Linked DNA regions of Mus musculus: region 1 is linked to region 2. Evidence: chromatin loops called from intact Hi-C (ENCODE). Cell type or tissue: heart. All regions are shown on one strand. Each heading gives the region's core, and the rest is flanking DNA. Links, peaks and the distances in the headings are about the cores only. Region 1 has its middle 26 kb from the start of Psmg1. Region 2 has its middle 52 kb from the start of Gm31845.

Region 1 (12,408 bases), core at 2,610-10,609, 350 kb before region 2:
CCATCTCTCCAGCCTGCTCGGCTACCTTCTTGTCCAGCCCAGGCCCACTTGCCTAGGGATGGCACTGCCCATAGTGGGCTAGACCTTCCTACATCAGCTAGCAGTTGAGAGAATGCTTCACAGACTTGGCCACAGGCCAAACTGATGGAGGCAGTTCATCAGCTGTGGTTCCTCCCTCTGTGGTGACTCTAAGGCTGCTGGCTAAAGCTAACTTGCCAACTTTGACTCACAAACACATCCCATAATAACCCACACATAACACCCCCATACTTGTTTGTCTCAAAGATCTCAGATGAAACGCAATTCAACTTTAAAAGTCTCATTTATTCAGTAAATTCTGGCATTGTGGAAAAACACAAACACATTTACCATTCCTGAGACAGTATCACCTAATCTCAAATAGGAAGTAAAGAACCAGTCTAATTTCTTCTTCAGTGAGTATGTTTTGGCTTTCATTTTGTATGTGTATTCAGACATAATCATCATTTTAGATTAAAAAAAAAGGGTTTTGTGCTTGTGGTATATGCATATGTTTTTTGGGTATATATATATATATATGTGTGTGTGTGTGTGTGTGTGTGTGTGTGTATATATATATATAGGCATCACTGGGGGGTGGGCTTAGAGGTTTCAAAAGCCTGCAACAGGCCCAGTCTGTCCCTTTCTACCTCAAGCTGACAGATACAAGGTAAAATATCAGCACCTTGCCTCTTGTATGCTGCCAAGCTCCCAGCCATGGTGGTCATGGACTAACCTGAAACCCAACAAACTGTTTCTTCTGTAAGTTTCCTTGGTCATGGTGTCTATTCACACTCATAGAGCTGCTACTAGGATACAAGTTGGTACCAGGGGTTGGGTTTTGCTGTGACAGGCCTGACCATGCTGCTCGTTGGAGGAATGTGGACTTTGGGATGTTGGATTGGGAACATAAGGCGTTGAATGCTGTACATAAGGCTTAATGGTCCACACTAGTAGAACCTTGGAAGATAGATGTGCTGAGAGCCGCCTGGACTGTGGAGGCCCAGTTCAAGTGGTTTCAGAGGGGAACAATAGTAGCAATGGAGCTTGAGACCATTCCTGTGGTGTTTTGGCAAAGAGTGTGGCTACTTTCTGTCTTTGTCCAAAAAGTCTGCCCAAGGCTAAATGGAAGAGTTTTGGATTGCTGTCATTGGCAGATTTTAAGACAGCCTAGCATTGACTGTGCTACATGGTTACTAGTGATTGCTCGGTTTTGGAGGAAGCGTGAAGATGCAGAGGAGCAGGCCTTGGCTGTGGAAGATCCACCTGGATTTCTGTAGTAGGGGATGAGTTTCTTTGGGTACTTATGTGTGCATTTTACAAGCAGGAAGTCCAATTCTATTTCTAACTTCCTCCTCCACAGATAAACATTACAGAGTACATATCACAAAACATTTACATATATTTATTTTTGAAGAATCAATTAAATCGATTTTATCCTTCGTCAGTTTCATGTATAGGATATATCTGGTCCTTTGGAGTCCCGTTCCGCTCTCTCACCTCTCCTCACCCCCTCTTTCCAACAAGGTCCCTCCTACCACCGTGGACATAGTTTTCTTTTAATTTTCAGCAATCATATACTCATGCACGGGCACTTTGGGTCTCAGAAGGACAATTCTCGGGATGTGGCCACTGCACCTGGGTCACAGCTGATGCTCTTTACGACTGATGAGGCATTTGCTTTCTCAACCCTCCCATCTTGGGTAGGAAACTTACTATGATATCTTTGCTGCCCCTACCGAAGTGGCTGGGAATTCACTGCAGAGCCTGAGGGCCAGAGTTCAGTCTTCTGATGACTTCCCTGTGGCAACAAGGCCTCCCCAGAGTCCCTGCAGGCAGCTGGTGGTCCAAGCCTCTCATCAGCTCTGCTGGACAGGCTCACACTCTTATGTTGAATCTCCTAACCTCAGGGTGACTGGATTTGAGGACGAGGTATAATTAAGGTCCAATGAGGCCAGGACAGCGAGGCCCTCGGTGCAGTGGGACTGAGGTTCTTCAGACCTCTCCATACACAGAGGAAGAGACTCTTAGGACATGGGGACAGAGCCACCTGCCTGTTGAGGAGACAGGCCTCATTAGAAGCCAACCTTGCCTATGCCTGGGCCTTGATGCGTACCTTCTGTACTGAGACAATATTTTTTAGATTTGTCTTCGTTTTGTAGTGCTAAGGATCAAATCTAAGTAGTCCACACCGAGTCATGTCTCTAGAGTTAGTTGCATGTTTTAAGTTCTCCAATGTCTCGTATTCTATTCAGTCAACCAGAGCAGACCAAGATGTCTAATGATGAAGAACAAACTCAGGTAGCTTAGAGCTACCTCAGCCTGTCCCCTTTCTAACAGGACCCAGACATTCTGGGGTAGAAGGCTAGGTGGGACCAAGCTGGACCAGGTCAAGCTACTCTGTACATTGGACTTCTTGTGACATGGATTTTGGAACACTGGGCCCATCCGTGGGAAACCTGAGGTTTTCGTTCAGTGGTTGGGGAATGGAAAATTCTATAGGCTCTTCTCTGTCACGACGAATCTTCATCGTCAGTCGGATCAGACTGTGTGGGAACATATCTCAGGGTGTGTCTGTGAGGTTATTTTCAGGATGCTTTAACCAATGCAGGGAAAACCTACCCTGCGTGTGGCTGGAACTATCCTCTGAGGGAGGTCTGAGACTGAATGCAAGAGCGCCAGGCTGTGCTGGCTACTCTTATGTCACCTCGACTCAAGGTCTGGAGAGAGGGAAGCTTCAATTGTGAAAATGACTCCATAAGATCAGGCTGCAGCCAAACATACAGGGCATTTTAAAAATTAGTGATTGATGGGGGAGGGCCCAGCCCATTGTGGGTGTTGCCATTCCTTGGTTCTGGGTTCTATAAGAAATCAGGCTGAGCAAGCCATGGAGGGCAAGCCAGAAAGCAGCACCCCTCCATGGCCTCTGCATCAGCTCCTGCCTCCAGGATCCTGTCCTGTTTGAGTTCCTGTCCTGACTTCCATCAATGATGTACTACAATGTGGAAGTATAAGCCAAATAAACCCTTTCCTCCCCAACTTGCTTTTTGATCATGGTGTTTTATCACAGCAACGGTAACCCTAACTAAGACAAATATTCATCGTCTCTGCTTCCTGACTGAAGAATCAACATAACCACTTCACACTCGCTCTGCTGCCATGGATTCTCCAACATGATTGACTGGACCAAGCCGTTCACCAAAATAAACATTTCCTTCCTTAAATAGCTTTCCTCAGGCATTTTGTTAAAGTGTTAAGTGAAGGTGTCTAGATCATGGGCAAGTGTGACAGGCATCCATCCCACTGCCGTGGGGCTGGAGGCCACACAGACAGCGAGCTGGGGCAACACAGAGCTGTAGTCTTGGAGATGGGGGTGCTTGCCTAGGCTGCACATCATTCTGCAGTTACCTGATGACAAAACTGTGGGAATCGTTGTTTCCTGTGGTCTGTTAATAGAACATCCTGTCGGGAACCCTCCACGGTCTTCCAGGCATCAGTCAGAGCTGGTTTCCCATAGTGCGAAGCTGACTCACCCACTCCACAGCCTGAGTCCTTCCGCGGCTTTCTTTTCCACACAGCATCAGACATGAAGCCTTGAGTCCAGAGAGGCTGGCGCTGTAAGAAAAGTCACATGATTTCCCTCAGTCGAAAACAAGCATGAACGAACTCCAGTTCTTAAAGACAGTCTTCTCAGCCAGTGGGAAAATGATCGAAGATAAGGTGAGAGAGGTAGATATTGAGCTAATAATCTGACATGCCCTCTTGAAGCCTCCATAAGAGTACTCAAACCGTGGTGCTTGGAGACCTCGGTGGGTGAGCAGGGAGGTACTGGGGGTTACACCTCTTCCCACTCCTTGCTCTCGGCAATTCTTCAGTGTGGCTCCTCTCGAGCTGTATCCTCTATTATCAAATGGGAAAGAAACAAATGTTTTCCTAAATGTTGTAAGCTGTTACAGTAACTTATCTAACCCGAGAAAGGCATGGTAGGAACCACCTGATTTATAGTGAGGTGGCCAGAAATATAGGAGTTCTGGACTTGTGATTGAAGTAGGGGTCTGTACCCCTAAGCCTGGGGTTGGGGAGTCTGCACTAATCCTGCCAGTCACAGGACCATACAAACTATAGGACGTACAATTGGTGTCCACCAAGAAGGGGAGAATTCCTTGGAGTGGGGATCAGTGTGAGCAAGGCTTGGGACTCGAGAGGACAGGTACGCTGTCCTGTTGGATAATCTCACCTTATTCACTAGTGGGGCTACCAGGTAAACAAGGCAGACTGATTTCAGGGGGAGTCACAAAACAGCTAGCATAAAAGAAAGCCTTTTAAAGATTTATTCTTTTTAATTTATGTGTGCCAGTGTGTGTAGGTGCCTACCATGGCCAGAAGAGGGTGTTGGATCCCCTGGAGCTAGAGTCATATGAGTTCTGGGAAATGAACCTCTCTGGAGGAGCAGCAGATGTTCTCAACTGTGGGGCCACCATCTCTCCAGCTAACCCCCACCTCCAGCAGCTAGTTGAAGGAGGAACTGTCGGGGAGAGCTCCAGAGAGCACCAGGGAAAAGCTGGCAGTGGTCTCCGCAGATAGCAGCTCTCTGCTCAGCAGGTGTTAAATGGACGGCTGCTTCCCTAAATTATGTAAGCTGTCATAGTAAATTATCCAACCCAACAAAGGCATGGTAGGAACCACCTGATTTATAGTGGTATACAAGCCCAAGCATCCTGTAAACAGCATATATTATGACTCCAAAGATTGAATATTTGCCTTTTTAAAATATAAGGATTTATTTGGTTGGTTTATGAGTATGTGTGTTATGTCTGTGGCTGGACATGTGCACATGAGTGCAGGGGCCCGTGGAGGCCAGAGGGGGAGGTTCTGCCTTGGTTGTCAGCCACTCCAGATAGGTGCTGTGAACTGGACTCAGGTTTTATTATTATTATTATTTTTCTGAGAGAGCGACTCAGTGTGTGTCTCAGCTGGCCTGGATCTTGCTATATAAGCCAGGCAGGCCTGAAACCCACAGAGATCCACCTCTGCTTCTCAGGGTTTGGGACTAAAGGTGTGTGCCAAGGCCAGCTTTGGGCATGCGCTAACCACTGAGCAGTCCCTCCATCCTGGATCTTCACCTTCTAAGTAAGAGGTGTGGTTTGTCTTCCTTCATTCAAGTCATGGTGCACTGGGGAAGGCACAATAGGAAAACCAGGTGCTCTTCTGTCTTGCCTGAATATATCCTTAGCCGGTCATCTAGAAGGACAAGGACAGCAGCTTGATAATATTCAGACGTCAAAAGTCCAGAGTGGTTTTCAATGCAGTTTCCATGGCTACGACTCTTTTATTGACTTTCTCAAGATAAACTCCTGACTAGTGGCTGGGAGGCTTGAAGGGCTCTGGAAGTCAGTCTGCTACCTGCCCTATGGCATCCCAGACAGCTTTGAATCCAGGCTGAAAGGCAACCTCCGTCAATATAAGTTCTCAGAAATCTTAGAGAACCGGATTGTCCCTCCATATTGGACACAAGTCACATTGTCTTCTGTTAGTTTCTTATTTTGTTTAATGCAGCACAAGGAGGCTTCACAGAGCTGCCCTGTAGGATGAAAACATTGACATGGAGCAGTCACGCAGCTTACTGAGACTCAAAGAGAGAGGATCTCTAGTCTTTTTCTTTCTTAGAGACTGTGTTCCTGAAACTCTGCTGGGTGTTAGAACCATCTGGGGAGCTTTCAAATGTTCAGTGCCCAACCCAAAAGCCACACAACCTCAGTCGACTTCTGGAGATTCGATCCAGGATTTCTTCACCCTCTGGTAAAGCCAACGTGTGGCCAAGTTTGAGCACCAACTTGTTAGAGTATTCAAGTCTCAGCTTGGACCCAAGGGCTCACACACCAGCCAGCATTCTGCAAGCTACTCCTGCACACTCTGTCAGGCTGAGTCTGAGGATACTTTAATGCATACCAAGTGGAGATCTCCACAAACTGAAGATTCAAACTGCACATCAGAAATGGGGCTGAGAAAGTCACAGGTGTGACAGCTGACTGTGCAAAGACCTCAGGTGTGTAGCCAGAGGCTGGAGCCTCCAGCCCCACACATGGCATATGCAGGAGACTGACTGCTGTTGGATTGGGTGGTATTTGGTGAATGTGAGAGGATTCAGGTCAAGAATGGCACGTCCTAAACCGATTTATGTATCAACTTCTGCATACAGACTGTTTTTAGAATCCCTGAAAATGTTTTGAGGAGCTGTCTCTTGTTACTGCAGAACAAATCCATCAGGTGGCTTTTCCAGGCTGGAAGGAATTTACACTTGAAGTCCCCTGGACATTGCCATGCTTGCTCAGGCTGCTGGGGCCGGTGTGAGGGCTGTGAGGGAATGAAGCTGTCGGCACGTCAGCAGCCCACATTTTCTCAGGTGCTACTGTGAACTCTGGTGAATATTTGATCACAGTGTTCTTAAATCAAACTCTTGCCCACTTAGAAATGATTATTTCATAACGTTCCCTCCGGGCACACAAGAACGTTAGAACGTGCAAAGCGGTTGAACAAGCTGTATGTTACTGCTGCCCTCCTTAACCTACTGAAATTATGAGTGAAGATCGGTCACAAGGGGGCAGTATTGCTCAACAAAGGTCTTTCTTCCTTCCTCCCTTCCTCCCTTCCTCCCTTCCTCCCTTCCTCCCTTCCTCCCTTCCTCCCTTCCTCCCTTCCTCCCTTCCTCCCTTCCTCTCTTCCTTTCTTTCTTTCTTTCTTTCTTTCTTTCTTTCTTTCTTTCTTTCTTTCTTTCTTTCTTTCTTTCTTTCTTTCTTTCTTCCTTCCTTCCTTTCTTTCTTTCTTTCTTTCTTTCTTTCTTTCTTTCTTTCTTTCTTTCTTTCAGGGCCTGGCTGATCTGAGTCTATAACCTATCTTCCCTAAGTATCTGACTGTATTAATACTAGATTCTTCCACAACCACCCATAAGTAACTAAAAACAGCACAGCCATCTGTATGCACTAGACCTTTAGTCTGAGGGCTGGTAAGATGGCTCAGGGGTTAAGGGTGCTTGCTGCAAAAGCTGATGACCTGAGTTTGATCCAAGAACTCATGTGGTAGGGAAGAAGAACAGACCCTGGAAAGTTACTCTTTGATCTTCGTATGCATACATGGCACACACACTCTGAGAGAGAGAGAGAGAGAGAGGGAGAGAGAGAGAGAGAGAGAGAGAGAGAGAGAGAGAGGTACATGTTAAAAAACCAATGTTGGGCTGGTGAGATGGTGAGATGGCTCAGCAGGTAAGAGCACTGACTGCTCTTCTGAAGGTCCTGAGTTCAAATCCCAGTAACCACATGGTGGCTCACGACCATCTGTAATGAGATCAGATGCCCTCTTCTGGTGTGTCTAAAGACAGCTACAGTGTACTTACATATAATAATAAATAAATCTTTGGGCCAGAGCAAGCAGAGGTCCTGAGCTCAGTTCCCAGAAACCACATGATGGCTCATAACCATCTGTACAGCTATAGTGTACTCATATACATAAAATAAATAAATCTTTAAAAAAAACCATAATGTTGACTTTGAAAAACAGAAAGCTGTCCCCACCCCTCTACCTGCTCTCACCCTCCACCTGCCCCCCGCCCCCACCCCTGCTTTTTCTCATGGTTTTTATGAGGCCCCAGATAGTTGTTACTGCAGATGGGAGAGTAATCTCCTGGAAGAAGCACACTCTGTTCGCAGCCATGGCAAGCAGAAGGCTTTGCTCTCTGAGCAACATTGCTCTGTGGGGCATGCAGAGTTGCTGCCTCAGTCTCTCCTGTTAGAGGGAATCATAGAAGGCTCTCAGGCTATGTGCCTGGGGTGGATTGCTGGGTGATCTCTCTTTAAGGTCTTCCTAGCCACAGCAGCACTGGCCCTCCCTTCCTCCACTGAATATGGCCCATTGTGGCCATTCGAGGAGGCCTCACTTCTGTGTTTATGGCTAAGCCCCCCTGTCTTGCCTTACTGCCAGGCTCCTACTTCTCCTGCCCAGAAATGGCTGTGACCCTGAGCCCTGGGGGTTTTTGAGTCCAGCCTCCACTCTCTCCCCATGACAAGGAATGTTCTGGCTTGTCTCACTCTGCATCCCAGGCACCAAGACCTCCCAAGAGTACAAAAGCTCCCTAGGGCCATTAGTCCCAAGCCCACCCAGGCAGACTCTCTTTACAGCATGGCCGCTGTGAGCTGGAGTTCTTGCTCTCTCTCTCCAGTGTCCCTTCTTTGAAAGGAGGCCATGAAGTTCCCTTAGGGAACAGAGAGCCTGATTCCAGCAGATACTGTATATAGTCTTGATGAAAAGCCAGCTGTAGCTCTTGTTCTCTTGCTTCCCCCTTGGGCTCGTCCCTTCCCCCCTCCCTTCCATATTCCCTTCCCCATCTCTCCACATGGTCACGGCCAGCCTCTACTTCTCTACTCTCTCTGCCTTTCTCTGCCTCTACTGCCCTCTTAACTCCCTTCCCTATGCCTGAATAAACTCTATTCTATGCTATATTGCTGGGTATATAAAGAAAAGAAAAGAAAACAAAAAAGAAAAAGAAAAGAAGATCCAGTTGCAAACTGAGGTACTCACCACACACTGGGTGGGGGTGTCAGATATCTTTGTGTTTTCGTGGAATTTCCTTTGAAAAAATGTGGAGAAAATTCTTGAGAGGTTCTCTGAGGCCCCATAGGGGTCCAGGCAGCTCCTACTCTGCCTTCTGGGACCCATATGACCATAACTAACCTTGTTTGGATTTGGTAGAGGCAGACTGGGCCTGGAGAGAAAAGCAGCCTCAGGTTTACAGGGCCACACAGAACTCTTGGCCTATGTTCCTGCTGTCTGCATTAGGTCCACCTGGTTCCTAATTCCACAAAAGTCAAGTCTGTCCAAGGGTCCGAGGCAGAGGCAGTGGATGTGAGGACTCAGGTGTCTTCCCAGACCTCTATCGTGAGAAGGACTTGGTAGGTAGAAGGAAGATACAGGAGGGGATCTGCAGGTGAGCTCTGTGTTTGGAAGATGCTGTTCGCTATAAAGCACAATACAAATAACTTTTATATGAGTTGGTTATGTGTAAGGACAGGTCTGCCTGCCCTGACGGTGTTGAGGCAGAAGCTGATTCAGCCACACTGGGATAGACAAGAGGTTCAAGGGTCAGTGTTGGGAGGTGAGAGTACTTGTCACTGAGTGATTTGAAGTGGGAGGCAACACTGGGTATTCTGATAACTGAAGAGATGGCTGGCACCTGGGCTGCAAGGAGTAGGTAGGATTTAAAATAAAGTACTTATTCTATTTCATGAGTGGAGAGCCTTTTGGGGTGCCACTTGGCAGAAATCTGACATTGACCAAGGACAAGGAAATGGGCTGCTTGGCAGGAATCTGACATCAGACCATGACAAAGAAGTAAGTCCAGGCAGGGACCTGACATTGGCCAAGGACAAGGAAGTCAGAATCTGGTTTTAGGGTAGAACAAAGAAGTAGGCTCAGATATCTTGATCATCCTTAGAAACAGGGATCACCAGAGTGATCATGGGACCTTGTGTTTATTGTCTTGCTTGATCCTTGACTGTTGTCTTTTTAGTTCCTCATTGTACTGCTTGCCCTAAATACCTGCATGTAATTAAAATGGTATAAAAGCGAATTGGGAAACATTAAACCTGCCTTCAGTCTCAGAATTGACAGGGGTCATGCTACAATGTTGTCTAACTGTCTTTTTACTTTTCAATCCTCTCTCTGATCTGGAGAACCTGTTGACTGACTGAGCTGGCTTAGTCATTCATGAGAGTGTCACAAATTGCTAGTTATCCTTTAGTGTCCATTGTTCTGTCTCCCACAATAACTGAAACCTCAGCTCTGCATTGCTTAAGGCTTCCCTTTCTCAGCATCCCTCACAGCTGGGCACAGTGCAGGGTGTGGGAAGGGAGGTGTATAGACTGTGGACGGTACAGTTCTCTCCTACAGAGTAAGCTAAAAATCCTTCCTATAGGGTACAGAAGGTATTGTTCCTGTCTTAGTGCTTTACTTCTGTGAACAGACACCATGACCACAGCAACTCTTATAAGGACAACATTTAACTGGGGCTGGCTTACAGGTTCAGAGGTTCAGTCCATTATCATCAAGGCAGGAACATGGCAGCATGCAGGCAGGCATGGTGCAGGAGGAGCTGAGAGTTCTACATCTTCATCTGAAGGCTGCTAGCAGAATACTGACTTCCAGGAAGCTAGCATGAGAGTCTTAAAGCCCACACCCACAGTGACACACCTACTACAATAGGGCCACACCTTCTAATAGTGCCACTCCCTGGGCTGAGCATATACAAACCATCACAGTTCTCTTCTACAGAGTATGGAAGGTATAGTTTCCTCCTTCCTACACCACCACAGCCAGTGGAGTGGGTACCAGTGTCCTAGAACAGGTGGGTGATGGGATAGAAGGAGACAGTCTTTAGATGTTAGGTCAAAGAAATGAAGGCTTTCGGGCTGGTGAGATGGCTCAGTGGGTAAGAGCACCCGACTGCTCTTCCGAAGGTCCAGAGTTCAAATCCCAGCAACCACATGGTGGCTCACAACCATCTGTAACAAGATCTGACACTCCCTCTTCTGGAGTGTCTGAAGACAGCTACAGTGTACTTACATATAATAAATAAATAAATCTTAAAAAAAAAAAAAAAAAGAAATGAAGGCTTTCCAGTCTACTCGTGTTTTATTTTGGCTGTAGCTTTGTTATTAGGAGTCTATATTATAATTAAAAGAATAAGCTTTTAGTACACCCTAAAGCTCCTTGAGTCATTCACACCCAAACTATATTCCCTAGTCTGAATCTCCCTGGTGCAAGCCCACTGTCCTTTCACGCAGGCACGACAGGGTAGCATTCAGAAATTGACGCTTGGTCATACTTATTAGTGTGTTTTTGGTGTTTCAGGGAAAGTAGGAGAGGGGAGGGTGGAGAGAGAAACAGAGACAGAGATGGAGACAGAGATAGAGAGACACACACAGTGAGTAGCCAGTCAGTTTGGGGCTTCAGTTTTCAAAAGCACAGCACTTAGTGATGGCAGCAGCAAGCAGACCCCTGTTTGCGGAGGCAGGCATCAGGAAAACGGAGGGAGTAAGGCTATCTCGGAGGGGTTGGCTTAGACAGAGGCATCTCAGTTCTCTTGTCTCCTTCCAGGATGATTCTGAAAGTCCTTGGGAGCTCGCTTATAACTTGGACAAAACACCTCTTCCCTTTAAGAAAGCCATTGGTCTGCAAAATTGTGAATGCACAGCTTTCAAGCCAGTCAGCAGCAACACTTTATATAAACTACGCTGGTGGGGAAGAAACTGTTCTAAAAAGTGGGCTGCAATTGTATACAGCTATGAAATTATCAAAGAATATTTTAACGTTAGTTGTGGCCATATATACGTGTATAACTCCAGCAGGACTCCTGTGACGATGGAAAATCTTAGAGGATCAGTGGCCACCAATCTAGCCAAATCATTGAGCTGTAAGTTCACTGAGACACCCTGTCTTCATAGACTGTGGTCAATGAGCTCAAGATATATAGTGTTCTTCTCTGGCTGGCCTTCACATGTGCACACTCACAGATACAGGTATATATGTACCTCATATAAATACATATATAGATATTTATGTATTTATATAAATACATGTATATATTTATAAATACATATAAATACACATATATATTTATGACACAGGATACACACACACACTCTTTTTTAAAAGTGGCAAAAAATGACAAGAGTGTTTATGACGGTCATGGGAGTATGGTATTGGCTGTGAATCAGTTTTGTTTTGTTTTTTATCTTTTTAGCCTGACTGAGGCCAAGGAACTGCATGAATTTTCATTTTGTTGGTTAAACCAAGTTCTCTGTTTATTATTGAAGAAGGAATCTTTAATTAGCTCTACCGGGTGCTGGCCTAGCAGCAAATGGAAAGGCTTAGCTGTTTTCAGTTGTAGGTAAAATTCATAGCTGTTTATCAATGTCTAGTGATCAGGACCAACCATTTGAAAGAGCTGTTTTTTTCACATATATTAATTGCTTTAAGTGTATAATTTGATAATATTAGTCAATTAATTACATCATTATACAAATGGTCACTACAGGTGACTTTAGTGTTTGGTTTCTTTTACTTAGCATGTTTTGAAGTTCAGTTGTGGGACATCTAAGTTTCACTATTTCTTTCATTAACCACTATATGAATAAAGCATATTTGATAATGTCAAAAAAAAGTGGGCTGCAGAGGCTGACTAATGTGTTATCTTAGGAGACAAGACAAGGCTCATGTGAGGAGTGGGTAGAGGCCGTGGAAGAATCAGTTGACTCCATTTTGTACACATCACATTAACTCAGAGGTTCATGTCCACTGCACTGTGAATGGGTGTCAGCGCTGGGCTTGAGCAAAGCGCTA
Region 2 (12,408 bases), core at 2,754-10,753:
TACAGGGACTGGCTACAACAGGAAATACTTTGTGCCTTTGAATGGGCCTGTGCGCTTCTTATATGGCATTCCCTTTCCAAGCCCATAGAGAAACATCACTGTAGGGGGCGGGTATCTCTGTCTCTGGGATTTTCTTGACTCTTCCTGCTGCTTAGACGGGTTTCCGCCTTTTCTAGTCTCTGGGTAGTTTGGAAATCATTTCCAATTTCCCTGAGCTCTTCTGAAAACCAGCAGCACTGGACGCTGATGACTGTGCGAGGAAGATCAGAGAAGCCTGCACAGTGTCTCTCAGCTGCCAGCGTCTTCCTCCGGATGTGTCCCAGGAAATTCTTTGCCACACAAGATACGTGAGTATTGTTTTCTGCTTGGCCTGTGAGTCTGCCATGTTCAATTTTTACCCAAACTTTGGCCAGCTGAATTCAAAACAAGAGTTCAAGCTTCCTGGAAACGTCTGGGTTTCCCTCGCCATCTGGCTTGGGCTTGGTAACGATCAACTGTTATATTGTGCCATTTTATTAACCTTTATTTTAGATTATGCACCCATCTTGGAGAGGAGGCTAGAGTGTTATCAGAATCTCCATTTTTCTGATCTCCATCCTTTTAATAACAGTGTGGCTAACTCAGTTTTGTTCAAAGGAAATGGCAAAAAAAAAAAAAGTTTCAGATCTAAGTCTCTAGGAAGGATCAGTTGATATGGAAAGTGAGGAAACAGAGCAGTGTTTTATTAGTGTAAATTATGTTGGCTTTCCCATTGCTGATGGGAATGCAAATCTGCGCAATTTCTTTGGAAGAATATGGTAAACCGGACAGCCCACACACTCTATCTGCTAGTGATTCCACTCCTAGGTGTGTGCCAGGCAGGAATGCACTCTCACAATCACAACAACAACAAGCCTGGCAGAGCTCACAGTTGGTGCTGACTCTGGTAGCCCAGAGCAGGAGAGCGCTCAGATGCCTGCACGCCTCCACGGTGCTATGGCCACACCACTTCACACTCTTCAATGGGAGAACACAACCCTATAGAACAATGGCAGCACCAAATCTCTCAAGCATCCTACTTGGTCAAAGAAGCTGAGTGTGAGAGCACGGGCTTGCACATGACTCCATTTGTTAAAAGAGATGCAAAAACATTGACAGACTGAGAAGTCAGGCTGGTGACTTGGAAGAATCGGTGACTGGGGGAACATGGAGAGAGTTCTCTCAGGTGTACGTCAGACGCATCTCTACCTCAGCTGGGTCCTCAGCTGCATCAACTCTGAGAAGATTCTTCACCGAACACATACTTCATTTAATTAACCTCTTTTTGTCTTGAAAATTAAAGGAAGAAAGAAAACATCAGAACTATCCCAGAACGTACCAATAAAAGTAAACGAGACAAATTTGTCCGTGAAAGGACAGCACTCTTGTAAAACATGATAATCAGTACAAAGCCCTTGCCTAGTATGCACAAAGCCCTAGGTTTGATTGCCAGTACCACAGAAAACAACAAAAACAACAATCAGTACATTATCGTTGCATCTGAGTCAGATGAAGCTATCATTGCTTCCTGGCTTCGTTCTGACATTAAAAACAGTAAGAGATTTCACGCCCTTAGTTACATTCTGCCCCTTCTCAGGGGCAAAGCATTATTTCCCTCTTTGAAGGTAACTGTCTCATAGGAACACATGAATACTGCTCAGCCTCTCTCCTATGTGGTGTCTTCAGAGATCACCCCACCTTCTCTCCACTCTAGCAACATTCCCCTCACACTGCAGCCAAAGGCTGCTCCTTGTCTCCTTTGCACGGTGCCTGGACATCTATCTGTCTTCTGGGCTGGCTCTTGCAGAAGAGAGTCAACTCCTGGGGTACCTGAGTCATTCCTCTTTGCCTTTGTACCCTGGAATCTAGAACAACACCTTTGATGGATGTTTGGGAAATTGCTGCTTTGGACTTCCCAGGCTGACTGTGATTGGTGCTTCCAAGTGCCTGCGATGGCATCATTGTATGGATGCTTACCCTACCTGAGTAAGCATCTCTCTAGCAAGGAGTCAATGCCTGAACACCATGTGCCACAGGACAGTTTGGAGTTGATTTTTCTATTGGTATATTACATAATTGTCTCACTTGACTAACCCAAGACCCCTTCACACAGACTGTAACACTTCATACCCAGCCACACAGTACAGCTTTTCTGCCATCGGTCAGAGGGTGTGTATGAGTCATAGCTTGTGCACATAGTAATATTTCTTGTAGATGAAAAGCAAGCTGTCAGGATAACCCTATTTTCACCCATAGCACCCTGAGTCACTCACGACAAGAGTAACACGTTCTTTGCTTCAGCTCTAAGGAGACCATTTTTACCTCCCCCACCACCACCACCACCACTGACTTTGGAGTTTGTTTTTCTCCTGGAAGCTGGCTTTTCTGAACATTCTCACTTAGCAGCCCAAGTGCACCGTGTCTCTGGCACTTAATCCCAAGATTACAGAGTTCTCTGAAAGATGAGTAAGACCAAATGGATTTTTGATGTCAGATGGTTTTCCCCCCTCTTTGTAAAGTGCCCCATGGTTTGACAAGCTTCACTGTGACTGTCAAAAGATTTGGAGCTCACACTTGGCAGGATCATGCTTCATCCAGAAGAAGGAATTTTCCAGATGGTTTGGAAGGCTGAAGGGCAATATTTGGGAGACCAGGAAAAATTGTCAGCATATAATTGATTGGAAATGCCTGTTCAGTCCTTTTCAGAATTCTCTTTCCTTTTACCTTGTTCTCTTCTGTGAACTCCTGCATGTCTTTCCCGGGCTTCACCTTCTCCTCTGCATCGTTTAGACGTAACATCAAGTGCTCCCCACTACTGGGGCAGTTTTCCTAAGGGATTTGCTTATTAGCTAGAATCATACAACTGCCACTTCTGTAGGCCTAAAATGCTCACATACCTGTCCTTTCATTCGGTTTGACCCAAACATCCGTCTTTGGAATTGCATCAATGGATTCATCAAGCATTTGTTCAACATTTATGATATGTTCAACCCAGAGATGGCGCATAAGGCTACAACAGAGGATAAGATGCAGCCCTTGCCCTCCAGGGGTCTAACAGAAAGCAGCTGTGCAAACAGGCAGTTACAGATGTGTGCAGGAACAGTGCTACAGTAGGGCATGACAGTCTACCGGGCACTTCAGCCAACGTTGGGAGTTGGCTAGGGCAACAGTTGTCCGGCCAGAGCCAGGAAGCAGTTACTGGAGGAAGGCATGTGAGCTTTGAGGATAATACCCCTGCCTGTAATGCTCCCAGATTGGGGTGGGGTTGGGGGTCCTCTTAAGCAGACACTGCTTAAGTAGGGTACAGCCAGAGAACATGATGGGTTCTGGAGAACGCCAAGACTGGACAATGAGTGGGTGTCATGTACCGTGCTCGAGAGATCATTCCAACAGCAGTAGGAAGGTGGGTTTTGAACCTGGGAGTGGCTGACAGCCTCCTGTGTGCAGTTGGGATTAGATGAAGGGCAGATCAACCAGGGAAGATTGAGTGTTGAAAGCCTGGGCTCACTTTTTCCTTTTCTGCCAATGGTTTTCTCGTTCTTAAGTGGCTTGCTGTATTCAACTTAGTAAGAAAGCAATAACAAAAAGGATCGTGGCTGTAAGAATGAATGTTCTAGAAGACAACTGTCTTAGGGAAGTTGTTGGTGAAGTGACAGGTGAACCGACCTCCAAATGTCAAGTGGCTCAGAGCAGCCTAGGTCAGTAGGAGAAAGACCTCGGGTGGCCAGTGTAGCTGCCCAGGGCAGCTGTGGAATGGCTTGTCCAACCACCCACTAGGCAGTCCTTTCCACTGCAGGAGGGGACTTTGGGCACACATAGACTTTTTCCCCCAGAAATGTAGAAGGGGCAGGACTGGATAGACAAACGGCAAAGCATCTCATGTTGGAAGACGCCCTCGGCTTTCAGGGGCGAAGGCACTGCACTGGCAGAGAGGAGCTGCTTAAACACAGCCTGCATTTTTGCTTTCGGTTCTAATCTAATATTAACTTCATCCATGTCTCTGAAGCACGTACATGATCCGATCCCTACTGTGCCCTGGCCGCCTCCCCGGACCCCTGCTGTTTTTCCAAGCTGCTCTAAATTTTCCAGGTTGTTGGAAGCGCTGGCGATTGGGTGGCCTTCGAGAACGTCTTACATTAAAGCCAGTCGTCCTGAGTTATGGTTTTTCCATCAGCTAAACCTTTTGCACCAAATTGCCCACGGCTGAAACTATTTTCTGATAGATAAATATTTTCAAAGTTCCTCTGTCAAGCCCAGTTTAGAAATGTCAAATGCGTAATGACTGCTCCCAGCCTGGTTTTCCTTTTAGGTACTTGCTTTTTTCTCTCTCCTTTGGAGCAACAGGTCATTGAGTGGGTGGGGTGTTGGAGAGCCACACAGGGAGACTGTGAGAGAGAGGGACTTTGAGATCTTTGGCGACAGCACCCCATCTAGAGAGCTCTCTCTGTATACTTTTATTTTACAGTCTTTCCCACCTTTCTCAAGCCCCACACACCCAGGCTGCTTTCATGGGTTGTGAAGGGCACCCCGGAGTGAGCTTGATGTGTTTGCATTTTGCCCACACCGGGAGTCTGAAAAGATTCAGGACATGACTTAAAAAGTAAAAGTTAGGAAGCCCCAATCTGAGAAACTTAAAGAAGGGTCAGGGAACAGTGTCCTAGCGGGCATGACGGGCCAGATCAATAGCTTAAAACCAGCGTGAAGCTGAGCACAAAAGGAAACAGAGCTACCTGTCTGCACCACAGTGAATTTTCTTATTTGCTTATTTGTCTCCTCCCGCGGTACTGCAGCTATTTGGGAGATCTGGGTGTGCACAGGGCACAGAGAATGCTGGGAATTAATGTGGCTCGTGTGCATTAAGCAGGAGCTTCATGTGCAGTCATACTCCCAACCCCAGATCTAGACTTGGTTCTTATTGTCACTGTTTGTGGTAGGATCTCGATTCGTGGCCCAGGCTGGGTCCAACTCTGTGGAGCCCAGGATGGGCTTCAACTCTCAGTGGTCCTCCTGCCTCAGCCTCTCAAGTGCTGAGATTACAGGTCGAAACCATGATGCCTGGCTCAGCTTCTTTTTAACTAGCACATAATTGTTCATATTTATGAGGCATTATAGTCCTTTGATACAGCACCTTGTGTATGTATATGTAAAGAACAAGTTGGGGTAATTAGCACACATATCGCCTCAAATGTTTAGAATTGTCCAGTTATTTTCAAATAAATATTCTATAGTATCCTTAACCTCACGCACCCTGCTGTGCTATAGGACATCCTTCTCCTGTGTAGCTGTTACCTTTACGCTCACTGACCAGCCTCTCCCACCACCCTCTCTGGGCCACTGTTAGAAAACCACCCTCCTATACTGCTGGGGGTTAGCACTTTTAGAGTGCACATGGGAGTAAGAACAGGCAGTGTTTGTCTATCTTTGTCTTGTTTCACCTGACATAATGTCTTCTAGATTCATCCATGTCAACACAATCAGCAAGACTCCATCTTTCTTTGTGATGGAACATTATATACACACACATATACACACATTTATAAACACACACACACACACATATACATATACATACACCTATACACACATATATACATATACACACATGTATACACACACATATATACACACATACACATATACACACATTATATATATAAACACATACATACACACATACACATTGTATACACACATACATACATACATACATATATACACATATACACATAAATACATATATACATATATATATATATACACACACACACATATATACACACACATACACACACACACACACACATATACATATACATATATGTCCACCAAACAATGAAATGTATGTATGTGTATTATGTGTGTATGCATATATGTGTGTATATGTATATATGCATATATATATACATATATATATGTATGTGTGTGTGTGTGTGTGTGTGTGTATGTTTGGTGGACATCTAGATTGATTCCATGCCTTGGCTGCTGTGCCTGGCATTGCCATGAACCTGGAGAGCAGCCGTCTCTTTGACATACTAGTTTCAAGTTCTCTAGATAAATACCCAGGAGCATCAAGTGGTAGTTCTATTCTTTACCTTTCTTGGGCCACCACCCCAAGCTGTTTCCATAATGACTGTTTTAGTTGACATTCCCACCTAAGGGTTTCCCTTTCTCTGAATGCTTACCGGTGCTTATTAATGTTTCTATACTTGATAGTGACCACTCTAACCACAGTGATGGTGGCAGCTTCCTTATTCACTACCATTATCCAGCTGTGGGAACAGCTAGTGCATAGCTCTTCCAAGGAGCAGGTGTCAAAAAAGAATAATAACAGGATCAACTAGTCCTGTAACTAGTCCAGGACAGGACTCTGTGTACCTGTGATGGGGACTGAGTGTTATGTATCATTCCCAGACCAGCTACCAGGGTGGCCATATTTGCAGATAGCTCCCACTACCATCCCATACATCCCTGGAAATGCCTACCCAAATGCAAGAAGAGAGCCCTCACCAGGAACCACTACTCCTGGGACGGCACCATGGGACATCATTAATCTCTTATTAGTCTAATGAAGTCGGGGTGGAGCTGAAGAGATGGCTCAGTGGTTGAGCACACTGGCTCTTCTTGCAGAGGATCTAGGTTCCATTCCCAGCATCCACCGTCCTTAACTCCAGTACCAGGGGAATCGTGCGCCACCTTCTGGCCAATTCAGGTACTGCATGCATGTGGCACACACTATGTGCTGCAAAAACACACAAACATAAAATGAGAATAAATAAATCTTAAAAAAACTGTAAGAGATGAGGGTCGTGCTGCTTCTGAGAGGTGATGGGAACAGCTTTGTTCCTGGAATAGAAAGACCTTGTTCATAGTCTAGTTAACATTTGCCTTGCCAATCATGTGCTCTGCTTTTCTGAGCCCCTCTAGACCCCTTGTTGTAGAAAATTCTGGCAGGATCCATTTCTTTCAGGGCCTTCCTGGTGGCATGGCTTACATCACCCGGATGTCTGGGGTCAGAACACACTTCCAAAGTCACAGCAGCTTCCCACCATATCTGTTCTCTCCTCTGCCTCCCAGTCTTCCACTGAAGTGCAGGACTTTAAAAGCCATCTCTGAATAGGGCTCAGGTCCCAGTTTGGGAATAGGGCTGTCAGAGTCCGTGGCATGCTAATCTGTACAATCATTTCACATTCCAAACATTTTCACAAGTGTCTTCTTTCATGGGAAGGACTGGCTGTCCCTAAGCACAGAGTGCAGAACTGAAGCAGCTCATTTTAAAACACAGCCACGGTGCCCTCCCTGGGGTCTTCAGTGCTCACTCAGCTGATGTCTGGGGAGGATTTCCTGAGTAACGCCCTGGGCTCTGCAAAGCTGGTTAGAAAAAAAAAGTGATGTGTTATGGAGTATGAAATGACTGAAGAGGAGGGGGCCAGAGGCCCGGGACTTGGAGGTTAGTTATAATCACCAACTTGGCACAATTGAGAATCACCCAGGAAGAGTCTCAGTGAGAGGCTGCCTAGACCAGGTTACCGTCTGGGGGTTACTATGGAGGACTGTCTTAATTACATTGAGATTGGCAGACTCACCCTCTGTGGGCAGCACGGTTCCTTGGGCAAGGGTACCCTGGATTGTCTGAGGTGGAGATGGCAAGCTGAGTGTTAGCATTCATTCATTCATTCATTCATTCATTCATTCTTTCATTCATTCACAGAGTTCATTCACAGCTCTCTACTCCTCCTGGTGGGTATCATGTGACTACCACTCTGATCTACACTCTGGGTGTCATGTGACCAGCTGCTTCAAGCTCTTGCTGCCCTGACTACCCACAGTGATGGGCTGTAACCCAGAACCTCATTTTAAATATATCCTTTCTCCCTTGGTTTTCCAGGGTAGTTTACCACAGCAACAGCAATGATAAGACAAAGGGATTGAGGGTGTTCAGTTAGAAGTTTACGATGTCAGCTTTATACCCAGCTGGAGAGCTGTTCTGGGCACCTCTTAAAGCAAAAACCGAACCCACTGATCTCAGAGCATCTCCACTCTCCACTCTCACTCTATGGCAGAGCAAGGAGAAGAGTGTTATTTGTGAGAGATACTGATGAAGGGCACAAATGCTCAGAGAGATGTTGGTGGAACATGCAACCAACCACACAGCCTCTGTGTTCACAACGTATAAGAATCAAGACCTTTGGGGGGGGGGTGGAAATCAGCAGACAGAACTCAAGGTTGGGTTGTGACAGTGGACTAGCCTGGACTGAAGGAAGAGTCATGACCTTAAAGGAAGTGAAGGGCACAGGGTACGGGTGAGTGAGTCCCAGGAGCAACAACCTCAGGGGATAGCCAGTTCTGACCCACAGAGTCCCTCTCTGGCTTGTGAGCTGAGAATGGTTTGATACTTTAAAACGATTGGAAAATAATCAGAAGGATTTTTTTTTGTGACATGTGGAAGATGTATAAAGGTCAAAGTTCAGGGCTCACAAGAGAAGTTTAGTGAAAGCCACTTGTGGGGGTAATCTTGTCAGTTGAGTAGATTTAGAATCACTTAGGAGACTCACCTCTCTGCACATGTGTGGGAGTCCAGAAAGGTTTAACTTCGAGGGAAGAGTCTCCTTGAATATGGACAGCACCATTTTATGGCCTGGGATGTGTGTCTCAAACTGAATAAAAAGAAGAAAATGAATTAGGCATCAGAATTTCTCTTCCTCTGTTTCCTGACCGTAGATGTGACATGACAGCCATCTCACACACACACCTCTCTCTCCACACCTTCCCTGTCAGGATGGACTGCACCTCTGTAAACCATGAGCTGGATAAATCTTCCTTCACTTACGTGCTGCTGGTGAGAGCTTGCGTGATACATGGTCAGAGCTGAGAGGGCTCCAAGAAAGGAAATGGGCTTCAAAGCCTGGAATGTCACCTGTCTGCCTCTTCTTCATTTGCTGTGGGGCAATCTCACCAGCTCAGTGGAAGGGCTTCTATAAAATGACTGGATAAAATTTAAGTTGTTGGGGTGAGCACCCATCCACTATGACTGAAGTTCTTATGCGATGAGAACACTTGGACATAGCAGAGGGAAGAGGCTCAGGAGGAAGCCTTACCCAACAGCCAAGAAAGGGACCTGGGGTAGATGTTACCTCACACAGAAGTCGACCCTGCTGAGACCTTCATCAGAACCCCCACCCTCCAGAACAGGAGATAACTTTGTGTTGTTTCAGCTGCCAGTTGTGACACTTCTTCCTAGCTGTAGTGGAGCAGTATACTCTCTGATGGTACTGAGTAAAATTATACCTGACACACTCACAGCATCACACCTGACACACTCACAGCATCACACCTGACACAGCATCTCACCGGACACACACAGCATTGCACCTGACACACTCACAGATCACACCTGACACACAGCATCACACCGGACACACAGCATCACACCTGATGCACACAGCATCACACCTGACACACTCACAGCATCACACCTGACACACTCACAGCATCACACCTGACACACTCACAGCATCACACCTGACACACTCACTCACAGCATCACACCTGACACACTCACAGCATCACACCTGACACACTCACAGCATCACACCTGACACACAGCATCACACCTGACACACTCACTCACAGCATCACACCTGACACACAGCATCACACCTGACACACTCAGAGCATCACACCTTACACACTCACAGCATCACACCTGACACACTCAAGCATCACACCTGACACACTCAACATCTTTCATCAGCTTAATCACAGGTGCAGAGGACACCATGTCATCTCAACGGAAGTGAAGGACCAGATCTGGTAAAGAATGGGAGAGGTTCCCATCATTTCAACTGCCAAGTCGAGACTGAGGTTTGCTGTAGAAGCTACGAGAGCCGGGCAGCATTCTCTCGCTTTGGAGACACGTGACTCTTCCACAGGAAGTGGGAAATCACCATAGGCCTGGCTCTAGATTCCTCTCTCTCTGTGACGGTTGCAGGGATCACCGAAGCTGTTGGGATTTATTTTCTCTCCAACAAGGGTGTTTCTTACATTTCTCTTTGCTGACTCAGATCTTCCCGCTTTTTGCCTCCACCCCCACTGTAACTTATTAGGTTCTTGTTAAACAAATAAAACACATGCCCGGATTGGGAATTAGAATTTTATGCAACTGTCAAAAATAGCTGCACTGGGAGCAGGGCAGTGACCACAGGAAGTGATTCACTGCCGCCGTCAGCTTCTCTTACCTACAACCCCAGAGAAACAGGAACCGTAAACACTATACTTAGGTGTCACGGAAGGTCACTGCTGCACCTGACCTTGTCAACTGTATCATCTGACAACCGTATAGGACAGAGGAGGAACTCATGGCCATCTAAGGCAAAGAGGCTTGCGGAGGGCCTGGCGCTGTGTCTCAGTGACTATTTCTACCAATGGCGACGTCAATGAAGATGTTTCTCTAATTGTCGTTAAGGCTGCTACATGTATAGACTCTGGGATTTGGTCTGGTTGACATAGATTTTAACTTTAGTTGGCATTCCTACTTTTCGTTTGTGGAGGTGCGAATGGGACCGGTGGTGGTGACAGCATGCATGATTCCACTGGTACCTCTGACCTGCCTCAGTCCATCCGAAAGGACTCTTCATCCTGGGCTAGCTCATTTTACTTGATCTTGGTTGTAGACTCTGTCTGTGTCAGTGCCCTGATGAGGGTGCTTACAGTGTTCTCTGGTGCTTCCCTGATAGGGGCTCATTCACGCTCTCTAGGTCCAGAGAGTCTTCAGTAGCCTTCTGTATTTGATGTTTGGGAAATGGAAGAAAGTTCAAAGGTCATGAACACTGACTCTGAACTTCTTGCCCTACCCCTAACTCCACTGAGACTCAAGACAGGGAAAGAGGACTTCACCTAAGGCATGAAAGTTAGATGATGTGACTCCTTCATGGTTGGTTGAAGTCCATGGATGCTTCTATGGCTCCTCTTAAATTTTCCTTTCTTATCCTTATCTTTAGTATAGAGTATATTGGTGACTCGTCTCGTTGCTGTGATAAAACATATCCAACAAAAGCAACGCAACAAAGGGTTTATTGTGGCTTGCAGTTTGAGGGTAAGGTCTATCATGGAAGTAGGGCTTTGAAGTATCTGGCCACCTTGCATCTACAATAAGGAAGCAGAGAGACCCAAAGGCCAACACCCAGACTGCTTCTCCTCTCTATTCAGCCTAGGGCCGAAGCAGTACTGCCCACAGTTAAGGGGAGCCTTTCCACCTCAGTTATATACATAATCTAGATTATCCTGCATAGGCTTGTCCGGAGGTTAGCCCAGTCTAGATAGTTCCTCACACACGTGGCCAGAGGCTGGCCTCCTGGGTAGCTCCTGTAAGTTGGCAGTCATAATTCACCATCGCGAAGAGCATCTGATGAGTCTGGCGAACCATGAAATGTTAAACGAAGAATATGAACTGAAAGATGATTTCAAAGAGCACCGTAGGAAGAATGTGGAACACGGGATCCAAAAATAAACAGTTTGGACGAGTGTGTTAATGCCTGCTCTTGTCAGGACACAGTGCCTGGCAAGAAGCAAGTTAAGGAAGAAGGTTTTGTTTGGGCTCAAGTTTTGAAGTGAGGCACAGCCGTGGTGGAGGAGGCATGGAGTGAGGATGTCACTATTGGCAGCTGGTCCCATTGCATCTGCATCCAGGATGCAGGGAGACCTGAATGATGGTTTTCACCTCTTCTCCCCTCCCCCCCTTCATTTCATCCCAGAGTCCAGTCCCTGAGACAGTGGCACCCACATTCACACTGAGCCTTCCCTCCTTAGTTAAAGCTCTCTCCCTCTCTCTGGAGACACTCTGGTGGGATCACCCAGAAGTGTAATCTTCCAGGTCCTTTGAAATCCTGTCAGGTTGACAAAGGCTAACCCCCACAGTGGGCAATGGAATCACAACGATTATCAAGAAAAAAATTCATCGAAGGCCATCAAGGGGAAAAAAATGTAAATTGCTTAAAACTTAAGCTCACAGAATGTACAGCATAAGACTGAAACATGTTAGTCAGAGTGAACCCATCAACTGTAGCAAATGTCCTCTCTGGCAGAAATGCCCGGAATGGTAGAGGCTGTGCATGAGGGGAGAGATCATGGGAACTCTGAACCATCCGGTGATTCCAGCACACCTGCTCTATACACATTTGAAAGTTGTAGCTAATTAAACAATAAGACACAAACTCCTGTGCTTCAAAAATTGCTTAAGGTGTTTCAGAAAAGTAATTTGAAAAGGCTAAAGGACTAAAGAAAGGGGGCTATTTCTATTCCATAGACAAAGAACGTATTGTTCTGTTTTGGGTAGTGAAGATCTTGGTTGTTAATAGAACAAAAAAGAAAAATGAGGAGACCCTGGGATCTCTA

The links. Peaks named below come from ENCODE experiments on the same cell type or tissue, not always from the same donor. Only the 100,000 strongest peaks of a DNase experiment are listed, where the experiment ranks them.
Region 1: a loop joins it to region 2, with 2.7 times the contacts of the local background. A loop is called at or near these places in 18 of 42 quality-filtered maps.

Annotation. Positions count from the first base shown.
Region 1 is chr16:95,958,792-95,971,199 of GRCm38, reverse strand. No RefSeq gene overlaps it. Among named protein-coding and RNA genes, the nearest start is that of Psmg1, 26 kb to the left of the region's middle. In heart, for the core only: a CTCF peak has its summit at 6,588 (motif pointing right); no DNase peak of the experiment used is centred there; H3K27ac peaks cover 602 bases; H3K27me3 peaks cover 315 bases.
Region 2 is chr16:95,610,064-95,622,471 of GRCm38, reverse strand. No RefSeq gene overlaps it. Among named protein-coding and RNA genes, the nearest start is that of Gm31845, 52 kb to the left of the region's middle. In heart, for the core only: a CTCF peak has its summit at 6,721 (motif pointing left); no DNase peak of the experiment used is centred there.